Regions from separate parts of the Homo sapiens genome. Here regions 2 and 3 are each linked to region 1. A link is a loop called in an ENCODE intact Hi-C map of the cell type or tissue named here. Cell type or tissue: gastrocnemius medialis. All regions are shown on one strand. Each heading gives the region's core, and the rest is flanking DNA. Links, peaks and the distances in the headings are about the cores only.

Evidence for each region. Hi-C counts contacts between places; a loop is a spot of excess contacts. Peaks named below come from ENCODE experiments on the same cell type or tissue, not always from the same donor. Only the 100,000 strongest peaks of a DNase experiment are listed, where the experiment ranks them.
Region 2: a loop joins it to region 1, with 2.6 times the contacts of the local background. A loop is called at or near these places in 2 of 110 quality-filtered maps.
Region 3: a loop joins it to region 1, with 2.7 times the contacts of the local background. A loop is called at or near these places in 2 of 110 quality-filtered maps.

The regions. Positions count from the first base shown.
Region 1 is chr3:106,335,531-106,346,279 of GRCh38, forward strand. No RefSeq gene overlaps it. Among named protein-coding and RNA genes, the nearest start is that of CBLB, 470 kb to the left of the region's middle. In gastrocnemius medialis, for the core only: no CTCF peak of the experiment used is centred there; DNase peaks (open chromatin) are centred at 5,721 and 7,055; H3K4me3 peaks cover 1,189 bases; H3K27ac peaks cover 4,149 bases.
Region 2 is chr3:106,201,202-106,211,950 of GRCh38, forward strand. No RefSeq gene overlaps it. Among named protein-coding and RNA genes, the nearest start is that of CBLB, 340 kb to the left of the region's middle. In gastrocnemius medialis, for the core only: no CTCF peak of the experiment used is centred there; no DNase peak of the experiment used is centred there; H3K4me3 peaks cover 637 bases; H3K27ac peaks cover 824 bases.
Region 3 is chr3:105,824,913-105,832,912 of GRCh38, forward strand. All of the region lies in intron 3 of CBLB (Cbl proto-oncogene B), which reads right to left. Among named protein-coding and RNA genes, the nearest start is that of CBLB, 40 kb to the right of the region's middle. RefSeq lists a silencer at 4,042-4,091. In gastrocnemius medialis, for the core only: no CTCF peak of the experiment used is centred there; a DNase peak (open chromatin) is centred at 3,229; H3K27ac peaks cover 397 bases.

The sequences.
Region 1 (10,749 bases), core at 1,453-9,452:
CAAAATGCCATAAATTGAGTAGCTTATAAATAACAAAAATTTATTTTTCATCGTTCTGGAGGATGGGAAGTCTAAGATCAAGGTGCTAGTATATTGAGTATCTGGTGAGAACCGACTTCCTGGTTCACAGATGACTGTCTTTTCATTGTAATTTCACATGGCATAAAAGGAGGGATGGCCTCTTTGGGACCTTTATTTTTTTTTAATAAGGATATTAATCCCTCTCATAAATTCTCTGCCCTCATAACCTAATTATCTCCCAAATGACCCATCTTTTAAAACGATCCATTGAGGATTAGGATATTAATATATAAATTTTGTAGGGACATAAACATTTAGAACACTGCAGGCTTGTTTTCTGCAAAGCAAAATGTGTAGGTGGTTCATATCTTCCCATCGCTGCTATCACCTCCATGTATAAATGACTTAGCCTTGTGGCAAAACTCTAATTCTATCCACCATGAAATGTTTCTTCTAGTATATATAAAAGAAACTCTAGAATATTCCTGTTCATTTTTAATGGAATGAAAATAATTTACATGAACTTAGGATACTTTTTCAACTCTCTATAGCCACATAAAACTGGCCAAATCAGCTCATGCCCTTTAGGAAATAAGAGAACAAGATAGATGAAAATCAAACCAATAAATGTGTTGTGAAATTATATATATGGAAATTAAGTAGGGAGATCTAGACAGTAATTTCCTAAACACACCATTTTTAGACTTAGTATTTCTTATAGACATCACCTTTTCTTTTTCTTGTGGTTGGAAGAAAATTAAAATTGAAAGAGCAAGCTTTATGTTCACATTTTTAAGAATGCATTTGGAAAAGAAAACAAACAAAAATTTTGATTTTTTTTAAAGTGGGATTAAGTTAAGGTATGTCAACTGGGAGTGGACAGGAAGTTGAATTATTGATATTGGCTTGGCAATCCTTGAATAGTGGATTCAAGGAATGAACAATATCATCTTTCAACAGCCTCAAAAAAAGACCCAGATGACCTGATGGAGAAAAAGACTATATCAAACTTAAAATATGTTCTGCCATGTTTATTTGAATTCACTGCAACTACTGAGCTACAAACATGTGGACAAGTAGACAACTAGAAATCTGAAAGGAAACTGAACTTACTTCAAAGGAGGATCAGTAGGAGAGTACAAAGAATGTAAATCAGCACTTGTTGGGGAACTAAATGCTAGAACCAATGCTAGTCACTTTACATTCAAGTGACATTTAAAAGTCACAATAATGCTACAGGTTATGTATTATGGTTCCTATTTGAGATGAGAAAATAGAGGCTCAGAGATTGTAAATAATTTGCCACAAATCACATAACTTGTCAATCGTGATGGCGTTTAGTATTTCATGACATCATGCCAGAGAAACAATAGACCCCAGTATATATGAGTTCTTTTAATGCTATGTAGACATAGGTGGCAATTTGCTGTCATATTAGGAAGATAAAAAGTAGGGATTTTTTTATTTGCTTTAAGTTTTCTTATGTCTCCTGGTAAATAATATTATTTCTACTCCAGAAACCACAAAGAATTCTTGACTGTTCCTTAAGAGTCCAAGTAAGTTTTAGGTGAACACACTTCTTTTGATCTTTCCAGTATTAATACAAATTACTCATCCTGAAAGATCAATAATTATTGGCTTTTTTTTTTAGTTCCTAGGTCTGTGTTTCATGATGAGTCAATATGATGTGTTAGCACAGCACCATGAAAATGATGTGAAATGGCATCAGGGACTCGTGACTGATGGCCAGAAACCTAGCCAATTATGGGAAAAATTTTTTTCTCAAGAAGTCAGGAAAAGAAATGTCACCTTACATGCCAGAAGAAAACATCATGCTTCTTTGAAAGAAACTCATCCTAACAAAGCATTATTGAGTCATTGATGCCAGCTCAAAGCCTCATGCAGAAATCTAGTATGATGTTCCTTGTCCTTTTAGTTTTGGGACAAATGACCCAAATACATTCTCATAATTATCACGCTGATACAATTATGGTTTCCATAAACTCTCTTGTTCTTTTTTTTTTTTTTTTTCTTTTTTTGACAGAGTCTCATTCTGTTGCCCAGGCTGGAGTGCAGTGGCGTGATCTCGGCTCACTGCAACCTCCGCCTCCTGGGTTCACGCCAGTCTCCTGCCTCAGCCTCCCGAGTAGCTGGGGCTACAGGCGCCCGCCACCAAGCCTGGCTATTTTTTTTTGTATTTTCAGTGGAGATGGGGTTTCACCGTGCTAGCCAGGATGGTCTCGATCTCCTGACCTTGTGATCCGCCCGCCTCAGCCTCCCAAAGTGCTGGGATTACAGGCGTGAACACCGCGCCTGGTGGTTCTCTCTTGTTCTTATGTTTAATGAGTGTCAACAAATGCTACTGGAAGCAACAACTCTTCCTCATTAAACAAATGGCATCTTTCCAATCATTTAATTTGTAAAGTGTGAATTTCTCCTGAAGCAGATCTCTTCTCTTTCTCCAACCTGCACTTACGTCATGGCTCAGTCATTCAAAACTGTTACTAAAAATTTATACTCAGAGTCAAAGGCAGTGTATGTTTTACAGCATACACAACATCTAAAAGGGACAATATAATCTAAATATTTTCTATTACTCTATTAATATTGCTAGGTTTTCTCACTCATCCTATTATAGATCAGAAAAATAACAAGCTTATTTTCCCATCCTTGACTAGTTTTCTTCCTGTCACTTATCTGTGCTTTCATTCATTGGAAACATAGTTATCAAACACCAGATAGAAGTGTGCCAATCACCATCCCAGTCCCTGGGAGCCCAGACAAGAAGGAACTCTGCATGTCAGAGTCTCATACTCCAGTTAGGTAGACAAATACCCAAACAGACAATTACCAAGCACGTGTATGCACACTACAAACCAATGGCAGGAACCCCAACTATTGTTTTTCTGGAGGAGATAACATACTGAATTTTGATGAAATTAACATTTAAATTTTTACCTGGAGATAAATTTTTACCAACAGGGGTTTCCGAGATGAGTTCTCCCCAAACTATTTGCGACGTGGTGAAGAACCAATCGTTTTGTTTGTCTATTTTGTTTTGTTTATCTAACCCATTGCGGGATGCCACTTTCATACAATACAATAAAAATATCTCAGCAATATCAAATTGCTGTGGCATTATGTACTTATCTCACTAAGATCTGTAACCAGTGGTTTCCTGACTGACATTAGCCCACAGAGCCAAATTTGAGTACTGCGAACTTTGTTTACCAGGCTCAGAAACATAAGTTGCAATACATGGCTTTATTTCAGTGGCATGGAGAGGACAAGCTGAAGAATTTCCAGCTGTTCCCTCCTCCTCCAGAAATAGTATTATCTAACAATTCCATAGCTCTTGCTGTGAGACAGGCACTCTTCACCACAAGCTCTGAATATCAGTGTCCCCATTTCACAGATAAAGATACTGAGATCACACAGCAAGGAAATGCCGGAAGTGGGATACAAACCTAGAAACTCCAGTTCTGATCACTAAGCTATGCCACAGGGTGAGGGCATGACCTGACCATTTGGAGGGAGGTTTCCTCTCTTCAAATGAGAAGCCCAATTTTATCTTTCTGATTTTCACAGAATATATTTATTCCCATGAAAGTGTGAGTTGTGTGCTTAAGTGAAAAGGAGTGGCATTATAATAGCGAGTAATTTTTCTTTCTTTTTTTTTTTTGAGACGGAGTTTTGCTCTTGTTGCCCAGGCTGGAGTGCAATGGCACGATCTCGGCTCACTGCAACCTCCACCTCCCAGGTTCAAGTGATTCTCCTGCCTCAGTCTCCCAAGTAGCTGGGATTACAGGCGTGCGCCACCACGCCTGGCTAATTTTGTATTTTTAGTAGAGACGGGGTTTCGCCACATTGGCCAGGCTGGTTTCAAACCCCTGACCTCAGGTGATCCACCTGCCTCAGGCTCCCAAAGTGCTGGGATTATAGGCATGAGCCACCACACCAGGCCAATAGTGAACAATTTTTCTAAAATGAAAGATTTACTGTCCAAGTAGGTTGATGAACTAAAGTCATTCAAATAATATTTAGTTTCTTCACCAAGTGTGCCAGTATGCTGTGGGAGTACAATGTTCATATGAACATGCAGAAGAGGCATTTCCTGTCCTTTGCGATAGTTTTGTGTGTCAACTGGGCTATTGTTATTTAATCAAACACTATTCTAGATGTTGCTGTGACCACGTATTTTGTAGATGCGGTTGACTTTGAGTAATGATGACCCTTAATAATGTGGGTATGACTCGTTCAATCAGTTAGAAGGCCTTTAGAGTAAGACTGAGGTTTCCTTAAAGTGGAAGAAATTCTGCCTCAAGACTGCAACGTCAGCTCTTGCCTGAGAATTTCCAGCCTACTGGCCTGCCATACAAGTTTTGGACTTGCCAGCCCTCACAAGTGCATAAGCCAATTTCCTGAAACAAATATCTTTGTATAAATATATGTAAGTGTGCATATATACACACACACACATACACAACTGGTTCTGTTTTGCTGAAGAACACAATCCAACCTGGTTATAACATAACTTATTTAATTTTCTTAAACACTATTAAGATATCTGTTAGGAAGTCTTCCATATATATATGTGTGTGTGTATATATATATATATGTATACACACATATATTAAATTCAACTTAAAGCTTTTTATATTCTCTTTATATCTTCTTTAAATTTAATTTTTAATGACAAAATTGTCTTCTCATGCTCAGAAAAAAAACAGGATAAATTCTAGGTTTGAAACTCAGTTCTACATTTTAACCTGTGCTGACGACTTTAAGATACTCAACTTGTACCTGTTCATTAATATTTTTATTTAGAAAATAAATAGAACTAATATGTCTATATTACTAAGTTATAAAAAAGGATTAGATTCTCTTTTTTTGGTACCTCAATTTTCTCCTCTGTTTAATAGCAATAAAACTTGTCAACTTTCTGCCTTAGAAAAATATATTTTTTTAAATACCCAAATATTCAGAGAAAAGTTATAAATGCATAGGAAAAAGCACCATTTATATTCAAATAATTACTAAACGTTTTTAAAAATCTGATACACACAAAAAATGTGAAAGTAAACACAGTCAATTGTTTTATCACTGTTATAATTAATGATTTTTTAAATAATTAAAACTTCAAACCTTCAGGATTTGTACAGTGAATTTGTATTGCACTTTAGGTTTTATAATTTAAAGATAATTTTTTGGAAAGTAAATTGCAAAAACTATATCATTTTCTTTATCTTAATTTAAAAAGTCAGCCATCAATGGCCAGACACCAATCTTGGTGTGTATACTTTTGAAGTTATCCTGTTCACTCTGGAAAGATTTATATCAAATACCTTCTAAGGTGAAAAGTTATTTATAGATTATTGAAAGTATGTGTGACAGAAGACTTTTTAGTAAAATACAAATTATTCCAATAGTTAAGAACAGTTATTACTTTAGTGAAATATAATATACTCTCTCTTTTAAAATTCTTGCCCTGATTTTCTATGCCTCAATCCCTTTGTTCCATCTTTTTTATTGTTCCATTGAAATCAGTGAAGGAGAATGATTAATCTTATCCAAATGAAGCTCCAGAAGTGTACATGGCTGTACCAGACATCTGGTGTGTTAACTATCAGCAGATCGGCCCTACAGCAGCTGATGACAGCAGACAGGAGTCTAAAACAGGAGCATCCACCTCAGGTCTTATTTATAATGCAAGAGTCAGTGATGAAGCGCACATGCTGCCTTGAAATGGCACAGCTGTGAAAAGACGCAGCCTCGGGCTGCTGCGAAATGGCATTAGATGTTATTTAGCAGCCCTTCCCAAGCACTTACCTAATAGAGGCATGTGCACTATTTCCCAGACTGAACAATAGGGGCACACCGAGAGAAAAACCTCTAGTGGAAAGGATTCAAAACTGGGTCTAAGAAATATCCATGCATCTATCGGTGGATAGTGTTAGATAAAAAAATTTGTTGTTGTTACAGAGGATTATATAAATAATTTTAAAGTTTTGTGTTTTTAACATTTTAAAATAGTTTTTCTTCTTTTATTATTAAAAAATCTGCTGAAATATCTCCCAGGGATATTGCTTTTCTGGGTTTATTTCGGAAAGTCCCACCAGTGGAAAAGCAGCAAACTGAAAGTCCGATTCCACATATCTTTTTATTACTGCTGACTACAGACTTCTTCAGATAGTAGCAGTTAAAGTTCAAAACTGTAATTTCCCCCAGCAAATAGGAATTGGAAGTCTAGAGAGTTAATAGTGCTTTTTCATGAAAACCCAACTCTGTGATCTAATTTCAGATTGCAGGAAATATGCCAACTCTAGTGGCTAATTAGAGTTGTTCATTGAAAATTATTTGTATCCAGCCTTTAATCCCTTACAGCAAAGTATATTGACGACGTTGGCAGCATAAACATTGGCAGCATGAATGTTAGATTTTTAGGAAAGAGTACAAGAAAAAATGGTTGCATTTGGATTATGCGGTTTCCTTGGCTGAAAAATTTTCAGACGACAAGATGCTAATTTCGGCTAAATTTGGTGACAGTTCGCATTTTCCACTTAAATACTGGAGCCTTTTTTTTGAGAGAGGGCTTTAATAGGAATATATTTCTCTCACATATCTCCACATTGAAGAATAATTCTGGGATAGACTGGCATTTGCTTTGCTAGTTAAGATTTTACTAGATTCATTAAATTCAGATTGTTTTAGGATTAAACTGAAAACCTCTTCCTTTGTTGCCACAGTTATACCCATCTGGGGTTTAATCCTATTTTTCCAAGGGACATCTAACTCTAATGTAAATTACATGAAGCCAGAGAGTTTTTATCTAATTGGTTGACTGCTGTAACCTGAGAGCCCACTGCAGGACTTGGCACATAGATTCGGTACCCACCATATATTCATTAAGTGAATGATTGAAAGAATGAATGATATTTAGTCTCAAGTGAGGGAGAGAATGAGACTGTATTTAGATCAACTGGTAAGCCTAAATACTTGGTGTCAAAGTAGTTCACTCCAGCAATGCCAGGAACATTTGGATCCCAACCACACCCTGTGTTCCATCCCTTCTTCCTCCTTGCTTTTACTGCCGCTATTTTAATAAAACAGTTTTATTTGATCTTTTTACAAGTGAAAGAGTTGGGCAGAGCTTAATGAATGACCTTTATATCATATTGACTGTAGGAAAATTAAGAAAACTTAATTTCCCCCACAATATCATGGCCCTAAGCTAGGATTTTTAAAAATAAAGAGCAGCTTTAAATCATACAGAACATCAATTGCGTCTAAAAGTGACCCTTAATAAAACAACAATAATAAAAATTAAAAGAACAACAACATATGTAGTCAGCAAATTTTGTCTTCAGGACTCTATGCCTCCACTTTTTTCTTTCGTCATACTTTGCCCAAAGGCACTCAGTTTCTCCACTTCATGTCATCCTCCTCTCCCAGAAGAAAATTTTATAATTCATTCACTTTGAATTATTAATGAGACTTAATCTGTTGCTATCCAGAGGTATTACAATTTTAAATAAAAAATCCATTTCTAATCGTGTAAGAGTATTTGAGGCATTAAGAGGCTAACTGAGAAGCCCTGAAATCATATGATCCATTCCCTATATAATATTAATGAATATTAGTTAGCAATAAAACTCATGGGCTAGTAGTAGAGGCAAATTGGTAAAAATAATTCTAAATTTCTATAATTAGTGTGAATAACATAAGTATGTATCATGTGATTGTTTCAAAGGGGGGTGATCAGTTTGCCTGAGCACTCTGGAAGAATCATTATTTCACAAATCAGCCTTTTTAAAAATAATTGGATAGGTTTAATAATTTTTTTAAAATGTATCCTCTTGTTGAATTGAAGACTGTTTTAATGTTCTTTACACATTAGCCAAGTACTGGCCACTGGAGTGGAAAAAACCTCAGATGTTTTAGGTAGGTAGGTTTTTCTTCTTCTTCTTTAAGAACTGCTTATTTCCTCAACATTCAACAAGCTATATCCTTGTCTAATTTTAACTACTCCCCTTTCCACTAGACGCCATGGACTTCCAAGCATCTGTTCTAACTTAGTAAGGTTCTATCTAACATGGTAGCAGCTGACAAGAGGTAGTGAATTTGCCTCTAATAATGAGTGGACTATCACTCACTTGGTAGGTCCTCTGCCCGACTTCATTATTAGATGTGAAGTTTAATTAGGGGCTGAAGAAGTATAATTTCAAACACAGAACTCCTTTTAGAATAAAGACGCAGGTCACTGTCTACTTGCAGCTACCACAATCTATGTCTGCAATGGACTGGAATTTCTGAAAGGAAGGGCATAGCACTAAGCAGGCTGCTGAGGTGTTTTAATCCCTAAAATTCCAGTGGAAAGGTCACCATAAATGCCAAACATAACAGGACTTTAGTGACCATGAAACTCCCCTGAGAAATCCAGATAAGAAACAAATGATTAGTAGAGATTTAAAACAATGATAATACAGAATGCTGGTGAGAAGGATGCATGATTACATCTCTTGGTGGATTCAGCCTTCTGGAAGGTGATTTGGCAATGTGTGAATAATCTGAATGATCTAAATACCAGCCTGGACAATATAGCAAGACCTTGTCTCTAAGAATAAAAAAAAAAAAAATTACCCAGGCATGGTGGTATGTGCCTGTGGTCCCAGCTACTCAGGAGGCTGAGGCAAGAGGATCACTTGAGCCTGTCCAGTTGAGGCTGCAGTAAGCTTTAATCGCACCACTGCATTCCAGCCCAGGTAACAGAGTGAGATCTAGCCTCAAAAAAAAAAAAAAAAAAAAAAAAAAAAAAGTCTGAACATGTGCACGTACTTTGATCCAGAAATACCTTAAGCATAATCGGAGATGTATGTAAAAGTTTCCCTTATAAGTATGCTTATAGCAGCATAAGTTTAAATATTGGCATATATTTGATCATAGAAAGTTGCTTAAATTAAATTAATTTGCTTATCCATGTGACTGGATATGACAGAGTCACTGAGAATCATACTATAGAATAATGAATGACATGGGAAATGGTACTTATTAAATATTAATGGAAAGAAACAGGTCACAAAAATTATGCATTGTGACATGATTTAAATAATGTAAAGTACATGTATGTATGTAAGAGTAGGGGAAACTCAAAGTATTGACGTACCATACAGCAAAATGTAAAATATCTGATCCCTTAGCTATAGAGATGAGACTTTTTTTTTACTTTTTTCTTCATACTTTTCTAGAAATTCATATTTTCTATTATGATGAACCATAAGAAGTTACCGTTAACTGACTATAAATGGCCATTTTATAAGGTTCAAGCTCATGAGCTGAATATAAATATTTTTATAATAAAAATAATAATTTTGGTTTATTAAAGAAATGATCTTCCTGCCACACAGGCTGAGATATTAGTCTTTCATCTGTAATAGGTTGCAGTCAGGTTAGCTAAAAATCAGCAAAGTTCTTGTTTTCCAGCACCTTTTCTGTTCACTCCAGTGTGTATGCAGAAAGACAATAATATTCTAGGTGTGTTGTGAACCAAAAACATTCGATAAACACCGGTTGATCAAGAAAACATTTTCATGTTCCCTTTTATGACAGGGAGGGTGGTGTGGGAAAAACCAAGAGATTTTATTATTTTGTCTGGGAAGAGGCCCATATGTATGAGTTCCCTTTGTAAAGGAAACTGTGACACCAAAAAGGTATTGCTTTACCCTTGCACCAGTAGATTTTCCCAGCTTCTATCTTTAACAGGGAAAGCCAGGCTCATAAAATGAGATTGAAATATAAAACTTTCTTTCCACACATGCACCCACCGTCTAACCTCAATCACTCTGATTTGCAGTCTCTCACTTCACCAGTAATCACTGCCATCCTAACTATGGAGTGGTTGAGCCAAGCTGTGGGATTGTGGCATTAGATTTGCAAGGCTCTAGAAGTGTGTCGTAAGATAAACATAACATTGCTAAAGCCCTGAATCGGATCATATGACTCCTTAAGACTTCAAGGAGGGAACATACCACCTATCAAATGGCATGGCTCAAAAAGGCATAGCTTAGTAGGTTAATTTACTTTTCCTTTTACTGGATGACTAGTGCAGCTGGTAGGTTTTGGGCAATCAGCTAAACTTAGAATTGTGGTCAATAGACAGACATTCTCTGCTGAAAGTCTTGGCTGTGAGTACGGATTCACACTGGAATAAATTGTCTGAACTTTAACTACACAGAGAATTGGGCAACTTGTCCACAGATATTTAGAAAAGAGTTGGAAGAATCCTTGAGGTTTTCCACTCCAACTGGCCACCCAGTGAAAAAAAATCTCCATTAAAGCATACTTGATGGATGGTGTCAGTCAGTCTCTGCCCGAATGCACAGAAAGTTCAACTACTCTATGAGTCAACCTTTTCCATTGTTGGAGTTAGAAAAGGCTTCCATATTAGGGAGCTGGTATCTCCCTTGTTGTTGGTTTTTATATGGTCCTGGTGCTGCCCTCTAAAGCAGAAAATGTTTACTTCCCCTTTCACGTGATAGACTTTTAAATACTTGAAGGCAACAACAATAGGTTAAATCTTAATTAATAAACAAAATGAGAAGACTTGAGAAACAAAGAATAAATGCCAGCAAAAAACATGCTCACATTAAATGGAAACAAAGGCTATATTTGCTTTTTAAAATAAACTTTTTAAAGAATAGTTTTAAATTTACAGAAACATTGAGACAATAG
Region 2 (10,749 bases), core at 1,557-9,556, 130 kb before region 1:
TGATATTGTTTGGATCTATGCCCCACCCAAATCTCATGATCAATTGTAATCTCGTGTTGGAGGTGGGGCCTGGTGGAATTCATGATTGGATCTTGGAAGCAGTTTCTCATGAATAGCTTATCATCCCCTCAGTGCTGTTCTCACGATTATGAGTGAGTGAGTTATCGTGAGATCTGGTTGTTTAAAAGTGTGTAGTATCTCCCCACTGTCTTCCTCCTGTTCCAGCCATGTTACATGTGCCTGCTTCCCCTTCACCTTCCACCATGATTTTAACTTTCTCGAGGCTTCCCCAGAAGCAGAAGCTGCTACGCTTCCTGTACGGCTTGCAGAACTATAAGCCAATTAAACCTCTTTTCTTTATAAATTACCCTATCTCAGGTATTTCTTTACAGCAATGCTAGAATGGACTAACACACAGGGCCACAAATTTTTAACTCCAATTCTATAAATAAGTATAATCTTATATCTAAACATCAGTATTAAAATAGACTTTTGTTGAATTTTAGTGTAAATACGTTTATTTCAAATAAAATGAAATCACATATATTCTTATGTTTCTTTACCCATATATTGAAAATTTTGTGGCTTTTTTTCTAACCATTTATTATCCATAATAATAGTATAACTCAAGGATTAAATTAGTGTAGGGCCCTGATTGCAGGCAACAGCTGTTATATCAGGTTGTCTCTGGTCATTAGATTTGGCTTATTGATTACTCAGGGATACTTCTCATACACCTGTACTTCTTACACATTTATAGTAGCCCAGCAGTCACTACATAATGGGACCATTCTTGACACTTAGCTTTTTTTCTGCCTCTGCTTCACTCTGTGTTTGGATCTACTATCCTTCCATCTTGCTACTTCTGCTTAATCGTGGCTTTACTGCCTCGTAGCATCTACCTACCCTCTTCCTGGGTATTTTTCAGTTTTATGATATTCATATGCCTGTACTTGTGCATGTACATGTACATGTGTGTATCTAATTCTAAGGATATGAGAGTAGAAATGTTTTAATCTGTTAATCATCATTTTGGTAGTAATTATGCCAGCACATACAAATAGCTATTTATAACTTAGGCCCTCGCCTCAACGCCATTCAGTGGATATCATAATGATAGTATCTGTATGTAAAGAATGATCTGCTATTGCTTTTACCAGAATAAATCTGAGGCTGTGGTGAGCACTCATGGCCATGACCTGTCTAATATAGTAGCATTTATATATTTCATGAATTCTAAACATTTTACAAGTTGATAGGGCCATGCTATGTAACCTACATAATTTATGGAAAATTCTACTTTGTCTCCTAGATGTCCTTGAAGTTAGAAGCACTTAGGAAAACTTTTGCTTTGAGTGCATTGTATAGGACCACATTAACAGGTAAGTAATTAGATATCTACTGATCCTGTTCATTTGAGTTAATGCAGCTCTTGCTAGAAACTGAATTCCTGACTGTCAAGTCCATTGCATTTGACATACTAGTATATATACCACCCTCTCTAATTTTATTAAGTACAGTTTTAATAAATTAAGATAGTTTATGTTTATGGAAATGATAATAATACATTACATTGGTAGTAGTTCATTCTACCTTGGAGAGAAAAAGTAAACAAATGAATATATAAATGAAACAATTATTTTATAAAGCTTTAGAGAGCCTAAGCCTGTAATTCTATATTAATTTGTGATTACAAATCTGTAAAAATGAATTAAAAGTTATGGAGAAGTCCAATAACAAATAAAACAATCTTCTGTAGGAGAAATGCTGAACAATTACAATTTGTTGCCTGAAAAGGTAAAAGTCAACTTCATAAAAATGGAGCAGGGCAAACATAATGAATATAGATTATTTGCCAAATCCCACAAGTACAACTTGTTCAAATGATGTTATCCAAACAGTGGATACAGATTAGAAACATGTGTAAGTTGAAAAAGGTTTTGGTAATTTTCTGGAAGGTAAAATAATTGAAGATGATGCAAGGATGTTTGAAATTATACATATATAGTAAATTTCTGATTTTGATTTTAAAAACTGTTCTGAGTATAAAAATAACACATTGTCATTGTAAGAAATAGAATTGTAGAAAATAAACACAGAAGTAAAATTAAAATAACCTACTCTCAAGTGTAATTACTTCCAGGCATACACACACACACACACACACACACACACACAGATTCACACATAATATATATATGAAATTAAATATATAATTTTGAATCTTTTAAAAATTCAACATGACACCATAATTTTTCTGTTATCGAAAAATACTCCTTATAAATATATTTTTAATCTCACCATATTTCAATAGAGTGTAACTTTTTGATAAATTTCATAGTTTTTGATTATGAAACTAATCTTTTTATGTTTGTCATTGATTTATATTCATTTTGTGAGAATTGTTTATTCATAAAATTATTCTTGTTTTCCACTGGTCATCATCAATAATTTTTTAGAATATTATAGTTTCAGATCATAGAAAAAAATTCGACATCTCATAAAATTTTGGACCACTGAAACAACTCTGCACTGAAAAGATGTGGTAGGATAAAATCTGACTGAGGGAAGTTAATACATACACACACACACACACACACACACACACACACACACACATACATGCTGTATTAGGGTTCTCTAGAGACCAAACAAAACCAATAGAATATATGAACACATACAGAAAGAGATTTATTATGAAAGATTAGCTCACTTGATCGTGGAAGCTAGGAAGGCCAATGATCTGCTGTCTGAAAGCTGGGGGCTCAGGAAAGATGGTGATATAGTTCTAGTCTAAGCAGGGAGTCAGTGGTATAAGTCCAGTTCAAACCTGAAGGCCCAAGAACAAGGAGCAGGAAGTCCTAGGGCAGGAGAAGATAGATGTCCTAGATCAATCAGAGACAGCAAATTATCCCTTGCTCCATTTTTTGTTCTACTGCGGCCCTCAATAAATTAAGTGATGCCCATCTTCATGGGTGAGAGCAATCTTCTTTACTTAGTCTACTGATTCAAACGTTAATCTATTCTAGAAACACTCTCACAGACACATCAAGAAATAACGTTTTACTAGCTATCTGGGCAACCTTTAGCCCAGTCAAGTTGACACATGAAATTAACCATCTCTCTTTCACACACACACACACACACACACACACACACACACTCATATCGAATATTTAAGGAAACAGAAAAGTCAACTTCTCTGACTCACTGTTGTAATATATTTCACATTCATCAAAGCACCCTTTCGTGTCAACTTCCTTCCAGGTAATTTTAGCAAATGCTGGTGGTACCCTGTTCATATTCCCTTATTTCTTTGAAGCTTCCCCCATCCACTATGGCTTTCTATTTCTCTCTCTGCATAAAAGTTTTGTATATCCTTTGAGCCTTCTTTGTCCGTACAGAGGAGTCAAACCAGAAATGCCAGGGAGTTAATGCTCCATGAGTAACCTTCAGGCAATGAGAAACAAGAGCTCATGTATAACATTCCAGCTTCCTCTCTCCTTAGTGAGAAAATTATGTTTTGTTTTATGCACTGTTTCACAGGGTCCCTTCATGCAGAACTTCTCACAGACAATGGGTAACTCCATTTATTGATGCACTTTTTATTGGTCCTCTTCTCTTCTGTGCTTTACTTCTGTACCCTCTCATTGTATTTTCCTCAAATAAACTACTTACACCCAAAATCTTGTCTAAGGGTCTCCTTTTGCAAGAACCAAATTAAGATAGTCGTAAATAATAAAAGATGGTGGGGTTTTTCTTTCTTTCTTTCTTTCTTTTTTTTTTGAGACAGAGTCTAGCTGTGACACCCAGGCTGGAGTGCAATGGTGGGATCTTGGCTCACTGCAACCTCCACCTCCCTGGTTCAAGTTTTTCTCCTGCCTCAGCCTCGCAAGTAGCTGGGATTACAGGGACGTGCCATCATGCCCAGCTAATTTTTGTATTTTTAGTAGAGACGGGGTTTCACCATGTTGGTCAGGCTGGTCTCGAACGCCTGACCTCGGGTGATCCACCTGCGACAGCCTCCCAAAGTGCTGGGATTACAGGCCTGAGGGACCGTGCCCGGCCAAGATGGTGGGTTTTTCGGGCCGGAAGCAGTGGCTCACGCCTGTAATCCCAGCACTTTGGGAGGTCAGGAGATCAAGACCATCTGGCTAACACAGTGAAACCCCGTCTCTACTAAAAATACAAAAAATTAACCAGGAGTGGTGGCGGGTGGCTGTATTCCCAGCTACTCAGAGGCTGAGGCAGGAGAATGGCGTGAACCCGGAAGGCGGAGCTTGCAGTCAGCCGAGATAGCGCCACTGCACTCCAGCACGACCTACAGAGTGAGACTCTGTCTCAAAAAAAAAAAAAAAAAAAAAAAAAAAAAAAAAAAGAATAGGTCTTTGGAGAGAACTGGAAGTTTTAGACCGTCAAATTTAATGCACAAAGAACTACCTACCTGTGGCTTTATTATTGTTATTTTTTTCATCATTATTTTTATCAGGACTTTTTTTTTCACTGCTCATCCCTCCCCTGATGCTGATGTAATGAGGCAGCCTAGTGCTTACGAAGGAGACCTGAAATAGGAATATACAGATGCACATTTACCCTGTCTCTATCGCCTAAATTTTCAGCCTCAGTTTCATCATCTATAAAATAGATGTAAAATACTTGCTTTTCTAGCCTTCTAAGCTTTCTGCAAGACTTAAATTGGATTAGAAAGAGTGTTTTCTATGCAATAGTTTAGGAGCTGACAAGAACTGATATCAAGTTTATGCTTGAGCTTTAATCTCCAACTCACATGTCCTTTGCTGTTAATGTGTTTATGCATTTGGTAACTTTACCTAACATCCTTTAGAGTACCATGTGTTGAACTTCAGGACTTGAACTCTATGAACGTTATTTATATTCTGCTATAGATGCACAAGAGACCAAACAGTTAACAATCACTGGTTGTTAACTGGTGCTGAGAGAAAAGTTCACTTTGTGTTTTCCTCATGGGCATCTTTGCAGCAGTAAGAGCTTCAACTACAGTTCTCCCCCAAAGGAACCTGTCTAAAACCTGAACTCTTCTTATAATACTTGATCAATCAGGAAGTTCGAAACACACAGTTCTTCGACTTAAGAGCGGCTAGGGGAAGAGCTCTGTTAACCACACCATTGTGGAGCCGGAAATTCTTGCTTCCTCTAGAAGCAGCCATCTGGAATCACTATTACTAAAGCAGAGAGATCCAATTACAAGTATATATTTGTCAGGGAAACGCCTGACAGCTTTTAAAGGAAACTCTATTCTATGGTGCCAAGGCCTGGCCAGGTTTACCTGCGGAAAATAAGTCAGATACAAAGGCATGATCTGTACCGCAGAAACGAAAAGGAAGGAGAAATGGAAATAAAATAGACCTCTATTTTTATTATTCAGATTGTTTTTATATAGAATGATACGTTTACCATGTTTTTAAAAAGATTATAGAATATGTTTTCTTCCGTAGCAGAGAGGGAGCAATCAAGCTCAAATTACAAAGCGAGGAAAAAGATGAAAGTTTAGAAACCCTTAGAACTTTGCTAATGTACAGACAGAAGCTGAGGAAGGCTGAAATACAGGAAATAATGATTACTATTTGTGTTCTCTTTCATAGTTTCCACTTTGGTTAAACTAACTGGAAGGAAACAAATGATTAGGTTACTTGTGTCATCACTTACATCAGTCGTTGTATTTTTGAAAAAAAAAAAAAAAAACAATAAAAACCCAACACATCATTACCGTTTCCCATTCAAGGAGAATGGGAATCATTGCTGTATCTTATTCCATGTCACAAGCTGAATAGTTTTGTTGCAAAGACAGGGGAATATTGAAATAAGCATAATAGTTTAATCATAGAAGTGGTTGTGAATTTTTTTTTGGAGACCAGAGGTTATAGATCACAGTAAACAAAATATCATCTACGGAACTCTCTCTTCATTCCCACCTTTGTTCCTCTCTGTTCCCCTGAATGAATGCTCAGAGTATCATAAGGATCATCATTACAAATGCACAATCTTTTGTATGGAATTTTCATTTTTTTCTTTATGAAGTATTCTCATCCTTTCAAAGAGAGCCCTGATCAAGCCCTTTTTAAAAACAAACAAAATAGAAATAGTGTTGAGTATCTGCCATGTGCTAACCATCAGGCTGGACATCATATCCATTAACTTACATTCATGTAAATTAGTGGTTATTACTTGGTTTCCTTTTCCCTCTATTCCCTTCCTACTTAGAGTGTGCAGCACAAACTTTAGCACTTAACTGTGGCATCTCTATTGTTTAATTTTTTCTAGGCTGAGTGTGGTGGCTCACACCTGCAATTCCTGCACTTTGGGAGGTGAGGTGGGCAGATGGTTTGAGCTCAGGAGTTCCAGACCAGCCTAGGCAACCTAGTAAGACCTCATCTTTACAAATAAATTCAAAAATTAGCCAGGTGTGGTGGCACACGCCTCTAGTCCCAGCTATTCAGGAGGCTGAGGTAGGAGGATCTCTTGAGCCCAGGAAGTGGAGGTTGCAGTGAGTAGAGATGGTGCCACTACACTCCAGCCTTGGTGACACAGCGAGACCCTGTCTCAAATAATAATAATAATAATAATTGCTTCCAGTGGATTTATCTTTGTTCCAAACAGGGTTTTGAACTTATTTTGAAGACTGAGACATTGTGTAATATCGAGTAGAGGCTTACTAAATGTTTCTAGAAGGTTACATCTCAGGTATAATACACTATAATTCAATGTGACTTCAGGCCATTCTTAACATTAAGGAAGCTTGATTTTCAGTAACCAGGAAATGAAAATGACATAGGCTAATACATATAAAAATCTCACTGTCAGCTGTATGACTTCAGTATGACATATAACCTCACTGCTTTTTGGCCCAATGTTATTGGATCAATGGAAAGGAAAAATTGTGGCATCCAAAAGAATGAGCTCCTGCTTCATAGGCATGACTGTGCAAAGAAGAAAAATCTGTAATCATTCTAAAGATATCAGTATAAGGGATAAACCAGTGATTTTAAAGTCATCCATATAAAGGGCTACTTTCCCCTGCCTCTTTCCAATCCATTCTGGATTAATGTTTTTGTAAAATACTTTAAAAATAAATTACCAGAAAAATGGAATAAAACGGAGAAATACAAAATATATATCCTAGTTTTTTTACTCTCAGATTCAACAAAGTTACGCTGCCAAATTGCTATGACTGCTTGTTCTAAATTTATAACTGACTTTGTTTCTGACTTGTAGCACATAATTTGTGGAGCAACACCATTCCGCAGACCCACATTTTAAGAAGTACTGGTGTAAATCATAATCTTATCTTGGGAACAGTTGCTTACTAAATACCAAAACAAACAGAAATCATAATCATTTTGCAGGGGAACTCTTCTGCTGGCCAGAGAAATAAACTTAAGGTAGAAAAGACTTGACTAACCGATTCTCTTTGTTTTTCTTTTATCTTTTTTTATCACCTTTGTTTTATGTAAGTAATTTTTTTTTTTTACATTTCACTTTCTTAATAGTATTCAAGTCTTGGGAACATAGTTCTTGCAGATAATTTTTCATATTTCCTTGTTTCTGGTATTCTTAATAAGCAATCTCTAATTAGCTCCTGTGTTTTTATTTTATTATGTGTTACAGGACTGTATATAAATCTTATTTTATATTAAGTGCTTCCTAAGGCTTTCAAGAGTCAGTTACTTCAAAAGAGGCTTTTCTAACCACTGGTAACAATGATATTACTAAGTGGTTTTCTTTGAATAATAACCATTACTTTCTTTGAAGTTAATGCCAAACTTAATTTTAAAAAATGATATAAACATGTATAAATTCAACAAAGAAAAAAGGGAGAATGAAATAAATTTTATTAACAAATACCTCGTTTGTTTAGCATTCATTTCTCCAATATAGATGCATACCTATAATAAATCAAACAATAACATTAAGTCTTAACATTGCCATCTGCTGGGAATGTCAGTGCAGTGATACATACTAGAGGTAACATGATGAATTTGTAGTAGCTAAAATCATTTAAGTGAAAAACGTAATTGTTTTTCACTATATAATTCCTAGTTTGATTAACTTTTCTTTCAAAAAATCTGAACTAAAGGAGAAGAAAAGTAAGAAAAATTTGCTCAGTTACTTTGAGGTATTAGAGAGAGTTTTATATATTTTCTCTCAAACATTATTTTATCCCTTGGAGACTGAGAGAGAATTTTTCTTCATGCTTTACCTACAGGGGCACAAATTCCATATAGCTTACTTTACTTTCTTAGGTGCTAAGGAAGATGTGAACAGGGCAGAAAGACAGCCAAGAGTTACCTTTGTATATGTTTTCACTGGTTGTTTTATTTCTCCTTATATATATTCAAAGTTAAAAATTCACTATAACAATGACTTTAATAGTTTCTACAAATGTTGACTGCCTAAGTGGAATGTAAGGCATGCAATTTGTAACTTTAAACAATTAAAATTGTAGTGGTAACTTCTTGTTTCACTATTATTAGACCATGAGAAAAAAATGCCCATTTGACTTTTATTGTCCACGTCAACATGCAGTATTTCAATAGCCATAAAAAAACCAAATGTATTGGAATATACATATAATTAATGTACTGTATTTGAAGAGATTTTAGTGGTCATTAAAGATGTCAAAAGCATGTACAAGGTACAAAGGAATCAGGGATATGGCAAAGATGAAAACATCAATAATATCCCTGAGTTCATGTCCTTGGAAGTCCATCAAAAGCATTCAAATTTTTTTATCCTACTGAATATACAATTATATGAGCCTTAAAGATTAAAAGAAAGCTCATGGCGTTTAGGTAGAAAGTTAGCCAGCAAGAACCAGTTTTCTAGAAAAACCCATTACCTTCTATTAGGTAGAAAAACAAGAAGAATGGTGAATTGCTGTTTGTTTTCTCCTCATGCTTCGAGCATGAGCAGGAGCAAGGCCTTTCAATGACTGAGAAATGTCAATCGATCAATAGGCGATGAATAGAAAACAAGAACATAAAAACAAATCATAATAACATGAATTCCAGGTAAGTCTCTAGTGAGGCATTTAAACATATTGCAATATGCTGAGAATTTCCAATTTGCTAATATTTTCCCTAGTTTATATATTTTCTTTTATAATAACACATCAATAGTGTTTCAGGTTTGATTTATGAAGGAAGCCAAAAATAATATAATTCGGGGTGAGTACAACTGACGTTTATCATCCCTTGAGAGATATGATGGGAACACTCTTGTGGCAACACTAAGTCATCTTTGTGCTCTTCACATAAAGATGAAGATTACATCAGAGAGTAGAAATTAGGTATTTTCCTTTCTACTAATGCTCTTTGCAGTGTTACGCTGAAAGATTTTGGGAGGAAACAGGCTATTGTCACTGGTACAGATCTTCATTTTAAAGACCATCTTGTCACTGTTTTAGAACACTGAACAGGTCTAGATGAACTTTAAAGGATATTTCTAACTTTGATTCTAAAAGTAAACATTACAAATTATTTTTTCGATTGAAGTAAACAACTACAAATCACATCCAAACATTATTTAATCCCCCAGAATGACTCAGTACAGGATCTATTTGTTGAAGGTAAATATGAAAATTTTGCTTGAAACTTTTGCATAATCACATATTTTGAAAAGTAAGAAGTTATTTTCACAAAAGAAAAGAAACAGACATAAGCATGATATGCGTGAATGGATAATAACTGTTTTGTTTTGAGTATAGTCTATTATTTGTAATGGCAAGTTTACAATTTCCTACATGATATATGACATTCTGAGTAGTATCATTTAAATATGTAATTTAAGGTTGCATGGAGGAATATGTTCACCTACCGAAATTGAGACTGGAGGGAAAAGTTGACTAGTTTATTTTTAGCTGCTGTTTAACATGCCAGAAACAGAGCTAGTTGCCTAACATATATGGTTTCATTTAATCGGCCACTGCTTTTGGAGACAGGCAACTTTGTGAAGTAGAAAGAATGCTAGGGAAAGGTAATAAGAAAATCTGGGTTCCAGTTTGTGTGCAGGCATGGGTGAAGTTGAATGGAGTTAGTAGACTTCAAGAAATAGTGAAGCCGTTTTATCAAGTAGGTCATCTAGGTAGAAATGGAAAGTACTCAGGATGACAGAATCCTTAGAAACTAGTTTATGATCTCTACTTCCAAGTTGCATGATACCATGTAAGTGAGATAAATTATGAGACATGATTCATGTATTTCAATAAATATAAATGAGACTCCAGGAAATCGATAAATGGTAGTAAAAAGGAAAATAGAACTGTATGCATTTTCAGTCAGTGCAATGGAAATACTTGGAAGGAAGTAATTGAGTCAAGAACATGAAAAATAAGAATACCATGATAGGAGGGGCACTGAGATAATAACCAGACAAAATCCCGAAATAATGGAAATGTGAAAATGATTTTCAACCAGAACTGCTGAAAACTACCTTCGCTGCAGGTGTCCAGAGAACTGTTCAATGCTCGAGGATAGCATTGGTGTAAGGTTGCTGAGGCTAGTAGAAATTTAGCTCAGGCATCTTTGCAGGGGGTGTGTGGCCCTGTGCAAGTTGAGATCTGAATGGATTCTAAGGTCCAGTGAAAAAGGAAGCCTGTGACTGGGTTGCAAACTGCTGAAAATTGCACAGGATGGATCTTGGAAGAATCTGAGAGCTCTAGCAGTTGATATTTTGCTCTGTTCAGATAAAAGCAATGATGGTCTCTGACAGCTT
Region 3 (8,000 bases), core at 1-8,000, 510 kb before region 1:
ATGAGAGAGCCATATACACAATCCTAGAGTGTAATCAGAAGAGTACCTAGAGCGTTACTATAAAGGCATCTCTCCTTTTCTCTCCTCCTATCCTAGATTATTCCTCTTTATAGGATTTATCACTAACTGAAATTATAGCATGTTTGTATATGCTGATTTCCTTGTGGTCTACCTTCTCCATCACAGCGTCTGCTCCATGAGGACTGCATCTAGGTTATTCACTACTAAATCCTTTGTGTCTCAAACAAGGTTGGCACACTGAGAGCCTGTAACATATACTAGTGGGATGAAAAAAAGAAATCAATCATGTCATGGTTCTTCAGCTAATGCCATATCAGATATTGTGCAAGAATTTAGAACCAGAGTGGGATAACTATCTCCTTAAACCTATCTTCCACTCCAAATTCCCATCTCCTTGTTTCCTCCGACTCTCAGATAGTGAGAAAAAGGAGGACCTGGGATGGAAAGAGAAAGAAGAGAAGGGGGGAAAGGAAGCGGAGAGGAAAGTAAAAAAACATTCAAAGCAAAATGTAAAAACTGTTTAGTTTTCCTGATATTTTATGTTCACTCTCTAATCCATATAGGAGAGGAGTCAGGCTCAGTAACTCATAATTGTCCTCTGTGACTACAGCAGTGCCAGGACAGAGTAGGCGCTCAACAAATATCACTGAAGGAACTGATGAATAAATAAATTAATGAATAAAAATTTGAGACTACAGTAGATTAACAATAGCAGATTTTACTGCCATGTATCTCTTGCCTCAGCTTTTAGAGTAAAAACAACTCCTCATTAAATTGTTTTAAAGGTACAAAGTGCTTTGCCATTAGTTGAAATTTTTGTCTGCTTTTGCCTGACTCTTCCTGATGAAAACATATAAAGGCTTGAATACAAAATAGCATGATATCACTATCACAGACTAATGTTAAGCATTCATTTTCCAGTACAATAAACAATGTACCAAAGATCGACCCCAATTTTTATACTCGTATTTCATTTCAAATCAGAACAGCATTTTTGAGAGTATTTTAATGACATACAAATTCCTAAAAATTAAACAAAATGAATTAGTAGATTAAATTCTTGAAAAGATAGCTTCAACTAAGCTCCTTAACAACAATTTCCTTGACTTTTGAAATTTAACGTCAAGCACACTGGAGTTTGAAATGGCTCCAGCATGACACGGCTCCAGCATGACAGCATGACATGGATCCAGCATGTCCCCAATTTTGTTTATGGGGACTCAAGTTAATTGTACAACTCATGTAGTGCTACAAAATAGTAGATACTTCAAAATAATCCATTAGCTTCTTGATCAGAGAAACGAACATACAAATATTTACCACATACACAAAATGCTCTATTAAGTCATTCATAAAGAAGTAATAAAACCATATAACAAGGCAGTATAAAACATGATCTCCATTTTGAAAAAAGATAAAATATTAAACAAGACATGCTATCCTAGAAACACTTTAGCTTTTTGGTATAAAATCCAACAAATTTCTTACTCCACTCTCCAGTCTTTGCCGTCAGACAAACTATATTAGACTAATCATTCATGTGCATTTTAAATGGTGCCACTTCACTGCTTAAGAATGCACAATGGTTTCTCGACAGCTTTTGTAAGATCAAATCTATATTCTTTAGCCCTCCATTATTTTGCCCCCAACTTCCATTCACCCTTTCATCCTCTTGTACCATTCTCTCAAATACTCTTCATAATATAAAGACTTACACTGACATCTACAAGGATGTACCTGCTGCTGGGGTCAGAAGATTGTGGAAGCCTTGGCAGAAAAGGCTTCTGAACATAAACAGAAAAGCAATGATACACATGATGCAAATGCACCCAGAAAATCCCATTACTGCTCCCAGGACCAGGAGACAGGGGATGTGGTATTAGAGGATTTTCTATGTTGGTATGAAAGGAAATGTTCCCTCAACTTTCTCATTCATATATAAAATGAATTTTAAAAAATAAATGAATCCCAGGCAAGAAAGACTATGTGTGTTCACTCCCTGGTTTTCTTCAAAATGCAAGATGCGTGGTATTTACATACACTTACAGCTATGCATAATGAATGTGATGGAATTTATTAGCACAGCCACAAATACAGGGCTTTGAAAGGAAACCAAGAGTAGGACATGAATTGTTCCTGTAATATAATATGGCGCTCCTTTCAATTTTTCCCCACCTAGAGCTTCACACATAGTTTACAACGATTCTGGCAAAGGTAGGGTATTTCAACACAATGAAACATAACTAAATAACTTGGAACCAAATGCTGTCATTCAGTGAAGCTATATTCCATCCCCAGAGTAAATGACGTAAGTAACCTTCTGGACTGAAAATGACAAACCAAACAATGCTTTCTGAAAATTTCTCATTCATCATTATGAAACTTTTTTTTTCCCTCGTACCCATCTCCCACACAGAAGTTGGTTCCCATAACACTCACAATTTCTTGTAAGTGTTATTACTTAGTCTAAAAGGTTGCAAAGCACAGGGCATTTTTCCATCCATTACAATATAAACTCATAAACTCCCCAAGCAAGTAACTGAATTTTACCAGTGTGTATGTGTGTGTGTGTGTGTTCAGAAGTAACGCCAGGAACCTGGTCTCTGTTAAGGTCCTTAAACTCCCATGGACTGGCCAGGGAGCACTTTACCAGCACTGGCCCAGACATTAGCCAAAGGCAGAAAGGGGAGGGAAAGACATGAGGGAGGAAGACAAAGAAAGGGAGGCAAAGCAGACACAAAAATTTAAGACAGGAAATTTAGATTATCAAGAGACAGCACTCTGTTTACGCCTCAAATGGGTCATACATCTAACAGTTACAGATAGTCACAAAATGGTTTAATACTGAATAACTGTAATATAAAAGCAGTATTAGCATGAATCCAGTGGTTGCTCTGAAAACAAGATATAGTTAATAATGTTTTATTTCACATGAAAATGCCTTCACATATTATGCAAATTTGAAACTTAAACCTCAAAAAAACACAGCAGAAATGGTGAATTCTGTCAGCATGGTAATGTATTTTATACACAGTTTTGGCTAAGTGTGACAGAATAATACTATCTGATGCTGATGTTTATTTCCTTCTCGCCTAAGCAAAGCAGCTCTAGTCTATGGAGAAGTCAAGGACTTAGGCTCCTTCTCCCATCCCTGTTCCATCACCCTCCTTCACATGGTTGAGATGACTCATAACCCTGTTCACATTCTAGCCAGCAGGGAGCAGGAAAAAGGGGAATGAGCGGGCATGTGGCTTCCCTTTAAGGGCATGATCTAGAAGCTGCACAGCTCACTTCTACTCACATCCAATTCATCAAAACTTGCTCACAGGGCCACATCAGCAACATGTGAACCCAGGAAATGCTATCTTTACTATGGATGGATAACAATGGGGAAATATATAATGATAGGAAAGGGACAAAATGGATTTTGGAGGCAATTAGCAATCTTTAATACAGATGTCAAAGGAAACGACAAAACAATTTTCATTAAATATTAAATGCTGTTTCACTGAGTGGACTAAACTAAGTTAGAATAAGATTTTTAATTTTTGTCTTTTCTTAAAGGAGAAAATATTAAGATAGACGCCAAAATACTTGAAAGTTAAGATTATATGAAATACTAAACATTTTCTAAACTAACAAAATAAGTATCTTTTCAAATTTTAGTTCCACACATTTTTTTAGCATAAAATAGAAAAGAAATAAATATGCACTAATAAGTTTAAATAATTTCACTCTTGACCCTAGGGCAAAATACTATCTTTCCTTGAGTCATATATTTGTAAGAGAGATGATTATACATAAAATATAAACTGAAATAATTTTACAAATAAACTTTATTTTTCAAACACAACCTACTCGATTTTAACAAGAAACTGTAGGTCTAAGGAGCTCAGCCCTGAGTCCAGAAAGGTCAAAGGAAGTTTTATACAACGTTCTCTTGGGACATTTCATGACATCACCTACAAAGACAGTTCAAGAAGGTGAGAAAACATTTTAACCACAGTGGAACAGAAGCTTCTAGGGAACCTCTATACCACATTTCTAGACCAGAATATTTAACATATATAATTTGCCACAATTCTTTTTAAGTTACAGTCTTTCTTCTTCCTAAATACAAAAAAAAAAAAATTCATTAACAATCAATTTTGTTTTTTTAATCCCCTGTCCTCCCATGTAATGAATGCTGATGAGATCCTGAAATATTCCCCAAAGTAATGAAAAAAAATTAAAAATGCCCAGTTCATATAGCTCCTAAAATATGCCTCCTTTTAGGAAATACAAGTTACTTTTCTAATCTGGTTTTGTAGCTTATGAAAAAAATAAACATTCTTGAATACACAGGTAAAATAAACGTAACGAATACTGTTTGTCTTTCCATAAAGATGTTTTGTCACAGTAAAGGCAAGAAGATCAACTCTCACACACAAAACTGCAGCTATCAGCTGGGTGTGGTGACTCATGCCTGTGATCTTGACGCTTTGGGAGGCCAAGGCAGGAGAAATGCCTGAGCCCAGGAGTTCAAGACCAGCCTAGGCAACATGGCGAGACCCTGTCTCTACAAAAAATTTAAAAATCAGCCAGGCATAGTGGCATGTACCTGTAGTCCCACCTACTTGGGAGCCTACTTGGAGACTGAGGCAGGAGGATGGCTCAACCTAGTAAGTACAGGCTGCAGTGAGCTGTGTTCATGCCACCACACCATAGCCAGAGCGACACAGCAAGACCGTCCCAAAAAAAAAAAAAAAAAAAAAAAAAAAAAAAAAAACCAAACTGCAGCTATCTTCATAATAATGGAGGAAGATTTCTTCCAAAATCAAATTTTTCTATTTTTCTTCTACATTATTATACTTTTGAAACATTTCTTTATATTTCTAGTTAATTATCCTACTGCAAGAGAAATTCTTGCTATTGAAAGCCATGATAAGAAGTGTAAATCATCTATTACATATATTTGAAGTGGTATCTTCAAATAGTTTTAATTTAAGGGGATATCTCATTTCATATGTAATTAGTCAGCACATGTATAAACCCAAGGATCCCAACTGTCAGATGTATTTTATTTGCTTCCCTTTTCACTAGAATTCTTACTCTGGGGAATTCCAATGCCTTAGGTGTTATAAATGAGAACAAAGAAGAAGGAGTGATGCAGAGTTATCACACTTTCTACCTCCTCCCCTGCCCCTGCCCCAGTAATGCATTGCTGCCAACATCAAAACATCTTGGAAGGCTGTCCAGGGTATCGTTACCTTACAAATCCCCATGAACCATGATGAGAAAAGCCTACTATTAATAAATAAATAAAGCCACGTAATAGGTGTCCAAAATTGCCTAATAAGATTGCCCATTGTTTATATGACAGACATTTAGATCCTTGTACTCTGTACTTAATTTCCTACCAGAAGCAATATTTCCTATCAAAGACTTTTCCTTTGTTGTATGTAATAATTTCCCCTGACTCAGCACTATAAGGATCTGAATGTTTTTCTTCTGTTACAGGAAGCGTTGGTAACCCGGATACAGAATCAATCTTATAAAGCATCATATAACAAGAAAGATCAGTCAGACTTAGTCATGAAAGACAGGAGCCAGATTAAAAACTAGGTATTTTTTGTTGTTGTCTTAAAAGACCAATTTCTGTATCTAAAAGTTTGTTTCCAATAAATAAGTAAATAATTTACAGTCTAATATTAAGTTGTAAAGTTTAAAAACAGTAAAAATCTGTTTATATAATTTCAGAAACAGAGCCATTATCAAGTAAGAAAGTAAGACACATGCCATGTAATGGAAAGCTTATCTAAAGAGTAGCCTAATGTGAAGTACAATGTCTACTTCTCCTTCAATTAAAGCACAATGAACCAAAAACCACCAAATTTATGTCAAACTCTGTTCTCAAAAGTTGGTCAATTCATTCATTCAGATATTAACTGATTGCACATTGTCCATATAGCATGTAGTCTAGTGTAAATATAAAACATGGGAAGCACCAAAATTATAATTCAGTGACACCAAACTTCTAAGTGACTAGAACTTAGCTGAGGAGACACGGCTGACATGAAATATCCAAAATGCAAAACCTTGTCATTTAAATACGAAATTGCATGGTAACCAGAGTAACTTCCTTTCTTGTTTTATTTTTTCTGATATATACTTCCCCCAAACCAGACCATACACATAACCATGTTCATGGTTGAAAAATCAGAAGAGCAGAAGAGAAAAAGTGTAAAAATGAAAACACAATCCTTCAATTCCTCCACTCCTGAGATATCCAGCACCAAAGAACCACAATACAATATGCTTTCACATATTGTATTCTAAGCTAGGCGTATACTCCCATTCCTTTAAAATATCTTCCATGACATCTTTTCCTGCCTGTATCTCCTACCTGAGCATTAGCTTGGGGAATAGCTCAAATACATTTCCCCATTGAAAGGATGGGGATCTCCAGGTGGGCTCAGACCGCCAGGCGGGCTCAAATGCCATCCTCCGTGATTCCTGAAAATTGTGAGCTTCCCTCAAGTAGAAATGAGAACCTGAAGCATCAAGATAGAACTGTCTCTACACCACCAACTACAATGTTCTGACAAAAAGTAAAAGCTAAAAAATGCTCAAGTTCTAGCACTTGATTATTCAGAAAATGCTTCAAGAATGAGAACTTCAATTATACTTTGAAAGACAGTTAAAATTTGTTGGGGGAGAAAATAAATCATCAGAAAATATTCACAATACTAACTGTGACAACCTATTTGATAGGATGGTCAAAAAAGACCCATCTAAGGAGGTGATATTTATGCTTAGATCTTTATCCCTCCCCTGAAAATATGTAGAATCAAAAGAAAAACTTTTCAGGAAGGCAAAGCAATTTGAGGAGGCAACAAGTAGAACATACCTCAGAACTGAAATTAGACAAGTGAGGCTGAAGTTTAAATGTTATTCAAGAGTAAGCAAGAAAGTCACACATTATGTTTTTTAAATTATTTCCAATTAAGGGAACCAAATAAAAATACACAGAGGGATACTGAACAGTTAAGAAAAGAAGGTTGCAGCCAAAATGCTAGTCAAAGTAGTTTCAGGTTGATACAACAGGAAATTTTAAAAAAAAATTTAATTATATTAAATAGAGCTGGCATAATATAATTATTAAAGCAATGGATGAAAATTCTTTAAAGAAGGTATAAGGTAATGCCCGAATACTACTCACCTATTTGATGAAAACAGATGTGTACCATAAAAAGATTCCCATATACAATATACGACCCATATACAACTAAGAAACTACCCCAACAGCACCTCTGTTATAGCAATTTTGAAATTTTAATGTCCACTAAGAAGAAAATATAACATGAATCAGGATAAATAACAAACATCAGGTTCCAATTATGTGCTTCTCAGTAAAACTTTTAAATATGCTAATCTTCAGCAGTTAATGGACAACAAATAACGTGGAAAGTGGTTTTACTTGTAACTCTGATACTTCAGTTATATACAAAAACAGATTCTAGATGCTGATTCTAATTATGGATCAGCAGGCAAAAGAATGATGCATGTGGCTGTAAGACCCTTTTCATCCTTTTTAAAATGTCACATGAAAATACAATCCACAGCTGATTAAAATAAATACCTCTCAACCATACCAGATTGACAGGTCCAGCTTAAGTTTCTCTGGCTTTATCACTATTAAATTTCTTTTTCCATCTCCAGAAAGAAAACAAAACTGAACAAAACAAAAACGAACCATCAAAGCTCTTGTCCATATAAAGGTCTAACAATGCCTGCCAAGTTTTATGGTGCTCACTAAATAGGATGTAGCTCAAGATGAGTGCATTATCTATCCTTCATTCCTTCAATCTGTATTGAGTACCTACACCGTGTTGGAAATGAAGTAGGCACTGTGGTGACAGTGGTGAAGAAAACGAAGAAACAGAAACTGTGACAAGTACTGGAAAGAACACAGCAGAATACCATGAGATAAAATAATG